Regions from separate parts of the Homo sapiens genome. Here region 2 is linked to region 1. The links are chromatin contacts, found by POLR2A ChIA-PET in ENCODE. All regions are on one chromosome and are shown on one strand. Each heading gives the region's core, a stretch centred on a gene start or an enhancer-like site at or near the end of the contact. The rest is flanking DNA. Distances are from core to core; before and after follow the strand shown. Region 1 overlaps EFCAB5 (EF-hand calcium binding domain 5). Region 2 has its middle 15 kb from the start of CPD.

Region 1 (3,088 bases), core at 384-2,883:
TACACCCCTCCAACAGGCCCCAGTGTATGTTGTTCCCCTCCCTGTGTCCATGTGTTCTCACTATTCAGTTCCCACTTATAAGTGAGAACATGCGGTGTTTGGTTTTTTGCTCCTGTGTTAGTTTGTTGAGGATAATGACTTCCAGCTCCATCCATGTCCCTGCAAAGGACATGATCTCATTCCTTTTTATGGCTGCATAGTATTCCATAGTATATATGTACCACATTTTCTTTATCCATTCTATCATTGATGAGTATTTGGGTTGATTCCATGTCTTTGCTATTGAGAATAGAGCTGTAATGAACATATGTGTTAATGTATCTTTATAACAGAATGATTTATATTCCTTTGGGTATATACTATATACCCAGCAATGGGATTGCTGGGTCAAATGGTATTTCTGGTTCTAGATCTTTGAGGAATCACCACACTGTCTTCCACAATAGTTGAACTAATTTACATTCCCACCAACAGTGTAAAAGTGTTCCTATTTCTCCACAGCCTTGCCAGCATCTGTTGTGGCTTTACTTTTTAATAATTGCCAATGAATTATCTTTTTAATGTGTTGTTGAATTTGGTTTGCTAGTATTTTGTGGAGGATTTTGCTTCAATGTTCATAAGACTAAAGAAATATCTGACTACAGAAATATTGGCCTGTAATTTTATTTTATTAAGAAAAAAATATTGTAGCTGAATATTGTTATCTTTTTCTGGAAAATCTTCTGTTTTTATCCTTTTAAATAAACTTTCTACCCAAATCTCTCTCTCTACCTTCTCTTTAAGGTCAATAACTCTTAACTTGGTCCTTTTGAGTCTATTTTCTAGATACTGCAGTCATGCTTAGTTCTTTTTTATAGTTTTGTCTCCTCTGACTGTGTATTTTCAAATAGCCTGTCTTCAAGCTCACTAATTCTTCTGCTTGATCAATACTGCAACTGAGGGAACATCATACATTCTTCAGTACATTAATTGAATTTTTCAGCTCCAGAATTTCTGCTTGATTTTTAAAAGATATTTCAATCTGTTTGTTAAATTTATCTGATACAATTCTGAATTCCTTCTCTGTGCTATCTTGAATTTCATTGAGCTTCCTCAAAACAGCTATTTTGAATTCTCTGTCTGAAAGGTCAGATATCTCTGTGACTCTGGGATTGGTCACTGTGTTCTCTTACTTTGTTTGATAAGGTCATGATGTTTGTGGATGTTCATTGATGTCTGGGCATTGAAGAGTTAGGTACTTACTGTGGTCTTCACAGTCTGGGCTTGTTTGTACCCATCCTTCTTGGGAATGCTTTCTAAGTATTCAAAGGGAATTGAGTGTTGTGATCTAAGCCTTCAGTCACTGCAGCCATATCTGCATTAGAGGGCACCCCAAACCCACTAACACTGTGAATCTTGAAGCCTTGTAGAGGTACTGCCTTGGTTGTCTTGGGTAAGATCCAGGAGAATTCCCGGGATTACCAGGCAGAGACTCTTGTTCTCTTCCCTTACATCTCCCCAACCCCCTGCCAAAATGGAGTCTGTCTCTCTCTCTGTGCTGAGCTGCCTGGACTTATGGGAAGAGTGACACAAGCCCCGCTGTGGCCACCATCACTGGGACTGTGCCAGGTCCAACCTGAAGCCGGCACAGTACTGAGTCTCACCCAAGGCCTTTGGTAACTATTGTCTGGCTACTGCTGATGTTTATTCAAGGCCCAAGGGCTCTTTAGTCAGCAGCTAGTAAATTCAGCCTGTGTCTTTCCCTTCAGGGCAACGAGTTCCTTTCTGGCCCAGAGTGAGTCTAGAAATGCTGTCCAGGAACTAGAGCCTAGAGTTGATACATTTAGAAATCTACTTGGTGTTTCATTTTACTGTAGCTTAGCAGGCACCCAAGTTGCAAGACAATATGCTTTTTACTCTTCCCTCTTTTTTCTTCAAGCAGAAGGAGTCTTTTCCATGACCACCACAGCTGGGAATGTACTGGGTCATACCTGAAGCCTGCACGGCACTGGGTCTCACCCAAGGCAGTGAGTACTGCCTGGCTACCACTGATGTTTATTCAAGGCCCATGGGCACTTTAGTCATCAGGTGATGAATCCTACTGGGTCCTTTCCTTCAAGAGAGTAGATTCCCTTCTGGCCCAGGATGTGTCTAAAATTGTCATCTGGGAGGCAGGGCCTAGCATGGGGACTCCAGGACTCTGCTTGGTACTTTATTTTACTGTAGCAGAGCTGGTATCCAAGTTGCAAGACAAAGCCCTCTTTACTGTCCTTTCTCCTTTCCTTAATTGGAAGGAGTCTCTGCCGAAGCTACGAGCTGCACTGTCTGGAGTTGGGGGAGGGGTGACACAACCACTCCCTTGGCTGCCCTAGCTGGTGTCTCACTAGGTCATGTACACCCCAAGTCCACTGGCTTTGAGCCCAGTACAGCACCAAGACTTGCCCAGGAACTACAGTCCTTATAGCCTAGATTTCCTTTCAAGTTTATTTAGAACCCCAGAGCACTTTAGCCCTCAGTGGTGGGCTAGCTGGAACTCAGGTACTGACTGCTGGGATGGAAAATTCCCCTCTGGCCAGGGCTGGTCTAAATGCTCCCTCTGTGGGCACCAGCTGAATTCTACCCCATGTTGCTTTCCACTGTGACAGGGCAACACTGCGTGACAATGCAAAATCCCACAGTCACTGTGCTCTCCCTGCCCCAAGCATCATATTCTGTCTCTGTACTGTGAGGCCACTGCTGGGGGATGGAGGAGGGGTGGTATACGCATTTCAAGACTGTCTTTCCTATTCTCAGTGCCTCTTTCCTTGATATGATATTAAAACCAGGTATTGTGATCAGTCACCTGATTTTTGGTTCTTATGAAGGTGCTTTCTTGTGTGGATAGTGGTTCAATGTGGTGTTCCTGTGAGGGGGATGATCACTGGAGGGTTCTGTTAGGCCATCTTGCTCTGCCTCTCTCAAAATTTCATTTTTTGAAATATTTTATTTTAAGTTCTGGGATACATGTGCAGGATGTGCAGGTTTGTTACATAGGTAAACATGTGCCATGGTTGTTTGGTGCACCTATCAACCCGTCACCTAGGTATTAAGCCCCACATGCATTAGCTAT
Region 2 (3,088 bases), core at 589-3,088, 400 kb after region 1:
TGAAAAAGCTACCTGATGATAAAGTCTAGCCAATTAAGACATTTCTAGGCTTGGCACAGTGGCTCGAGCCTGTAATCCTAGCACTTTGGGAGGCCGAGCTGGGCAGATCACCTGAGGCCAGGAGTTCGTGACCAGCCTGGCCAACATAGGTGAAACCCTGTCTCTATTAAAATACAAAAATTAGCTGGGTGCAGTGGCATGTGCCTGTAATCCCAACTACTTGGGAGGTTGAGGCAGGAGAATTGCTTGAGCCCAGGAGGTGGAGGTTGCAGTGAGCCAAGATCGCACCACTGCACTCCAGCCTGGGCAACAGAGCAAGACTCTGTCTCAAAAAAAAAAAAAGAAAAAAAAAAAGACTTTTCCGAATGAAAAACTAGAAAATGGGAACTATTTAATAAGGCTAATCATGAAGTCTGAATCTATATAAATCTAGAAATAAGGTAAAACAACTATAGATATTACAAAATAGGACCTACATATGTGAATAAGGAAGCAGAGCTGCCGAGCGAAGAGGTGGACATCTGGGTGGTGGTGTGACCCAGTACAGGGTGTCAGAGCCTAAGAGGGCATCATCCACTCAGGGGTGCAGCCCAGCATAGGGTGCCAGAATCTAAGCAGGGTACCTATGTTGGAGGGCTGCTTGAGTGCAAGGAGTGCCTGCATAGGGTGAGACAGGTGTCCATGTAGGGTAGTAGTGGTGGCTCAGTGCAGAGTGTCAGAGTCTGAGCCAAATGAGGAAGGTATCCATGCATGAGGGCGACCTGTTGATGCTATCAGAGCTCAAGCAAGATAAGAAGGGCATCCACATGGGAGCATAGGCTGGCGCAGAGTAAAACCTTGAGCAGCACATAGAGGGACTACCGATGCAGGGTAAAAAGGTTTTTCGTACTTATTTGCCATTTTTTTCTGAAAGTATGTGATTTTTCTTAAAAAGTGCCCTAACATAGATTTCCCCGATATTACAGATAATTACCTGTGGGGAAATGACATAGAAAATATATTTAAAGTATTATTTGATGTATATGTATACAGATACTAGGAGTATCACATTAATCACATGACACTGATTCCTTTCAACTATCTTGCTTTTCTAATACATAAATAATTTTGCATGTGTCATTAAGAAACTTTCTCATGCTGATTTATTAAAGCATTTTAATGCTACTTAAAGAATATGAAGTGTGGCCGGGCGTGGTGGTTCACGCCTGTAATCCCAGCACTTTGGCAGGCCAAGGCAGGTGGATCACAAGGTCAAGAGATCAAGTCCATCCTGACCAACATGGTGAAACCCCGTCTATGCTAAAAATACAAAAATTAGCTGGGCGTGGTGGTGCATGCCTGTAGCCCAGCTACTTGGGAGGCTGAGGCAGGAGAATCACTTGAACCCGGGAGGTTGAGGTTGCAGTGAGCTGAGATCGTGCCACTGCACTCCAGCCTGGAGACAGAGCGAGACTCCATCTAAAAAAAAAAAAAGAATATGAAAGTGTGATGCTGAGTGCGGTGGTTCACACCTGTAATCCCAGCACTTTGAGAGGTGAAGGTAAGAGGATCACTTGAGCCAAGGAGTTTGAGGCTGCAGTGAGCTATAATCACAGCACTACACTCCAGCCTGGATGACAGAGCAATACCTTGTCTCTTTCTCTTAATTTAGAAAAAAAAAAAAAAAAAGGAAGTGGGCAGACTGCAAGTAAACCCTGAGAACTCCTAGATCACCTCAGTTTGCAGCACCCATTCACCTCTTTCCTCACCACTGCCTAAGAAGGCACATGAAGCTTAGTCACTGTGCAGACTCTCAAAACTTTCTGGAACTTCATGCAAAGGTTAAGCCTTGGAACCAACTCTGAATTTCCTTGTGGTTTCAAACTTGTCACATTTTCTTCTCACCTTGTCACCACCCACACAGACTCAGCCTCCTGGATGCATCACGCTTGGGTTGCTTCACTTCCTGGCTCCTGGTAAGCCACAATTGCAAGAGCTATTGCTGGTAAAACTGGTGACCCATTACAGGCACACAAATAAGAACATAGGTGCAGGGGAGCCACAAGTGCACTATCTGAATGTGTCAGGGTGAGAACATTATGTTTCCTCAGCTCTCACTCATCCTCTGGTGGAGAGGACTCTTTGGTCTTCAGTCTTCCAATAACTGTCTATAGAATATTTTTGCATGCTATTCATCTATACCTGAATGCAAGCATGCTTTCAGTACAGAAGAAATGTCATATAGGTCAGAATAATGTTTCAATGGGCTCAGGGTTTTTGTCCCCGGTTGTCCTATCAACCCATTTTGTACTATCTACTGGTAGTGGTTCCAAATTCTGATCTCCGAACTGGTGATGATATGGAAATAATTTTTTCATTATTATTAATCTGTCATGAAATTTTAGAAATAAGAATAATGTGGGAGAACAGGTCTAAATTTCATTTGGTAAAAAAGGAACTCTTTTTTCTTTTTTTTTGAGACAGGGTCTCACTCTGTTGCCCAGACTGGAGTGCAGTGACACAATCATGGCTCACTGCAGCCTCAACTTCCTGGGCTCAGGTGATCCTCCCACTCCAGTCTCTCAGGTGGCTAGGACTGTAGGCATGGGCCACCATGCCTGGCTAATTTTATTTTATTTTATTTTATTTTATTTTATTTAGTATTTTTTTGTAGAGATGGTGTTTTGCCATGTTGCCCAGGCTGGTCTCAAGTTCCTGGGCTCAAGCAATCTGCCCACTTCCCTTGGCCTTGCAAAGTGTTTCTTTTCCTTTTTTTTTTTTTTTTTTTTTTTTTGAGATGGAGTCTTGCACTGTTGCCCAGGCTGGAGTGCAGTGGCGTGATCTCAGCTCACTGCAACCTCCACCTCCCGGGTTCAAGCGATTCTCCTATCTCAGCCTCCCAAGTAGCTGAGATTACAGGTGCCTGCCACCACACCCAGCTAATTTTTTGTATTTTTAGTAGAGACGGGGTTTCACTATGTTGGTCAGGCTGGTCTTGAACTCCTGACCTTGTGATTCGCCCACCTCAGCCTCCCAAAGTGCTGGGATAACAGGTGTGAGCCACTGTGCCCGTCCCAAGAACTCTTCTTTATCCTGAGACTATGTCCTT

Evidence for each region. ChIA-PET counts read pairs that join two places held with the same protein, here RNA polymerase II (POLR2A).
Region 2: POLR2A ChIA-PET joins it to region 1 with 12 read pairs in naive thymus-derived CD4-positive, alpha-beta T cell. The contact joins two enhancer-like sites. POLR2A ChIA-PET finds 5 or more read pairs at or near these places in 3 of 52 experiments (T-cell, activated naive CD4-positive, alpha-beta T cell and naive thymus-derived CD4-positive, alpha-beta T cell).

Annotation. Positions count from the first base shown.
Region 1 is chr17:29,957,483-29,960,570 of GRCh38, forward strand. The region is part of intron 3 of EFCAB5 (EF-hand calcium binding domain 5); the gene reads left to right. Among named protein-coding and RNA genes, the nearest start is that of EFCAB5, 17 kb to the left of the region's middle. Within about 2 kb of position 1,634, at least 2 of the 41 ENCODE cell types and tissues checked have a DNase peak (open chromatin) inside an H3K27ac peak, as active enhancers do.
Region 2 is chr17:30,362,078-30,365,165 of GRCh38, forward strand. No RefSeq gene overlaps it. Among named protein-coding and RNA genes, the nearest start is that of CPD, 15 kb to the right of the region's middle. RefSeq lists an enhancer at 1,643-1,882. Within about 2 kb of position 1,839, at least 7 of the 41 ENCODE cell types and tissues checked have a DNase peak (open chromatin) inside an H3K27ac peak, as active enhancers do.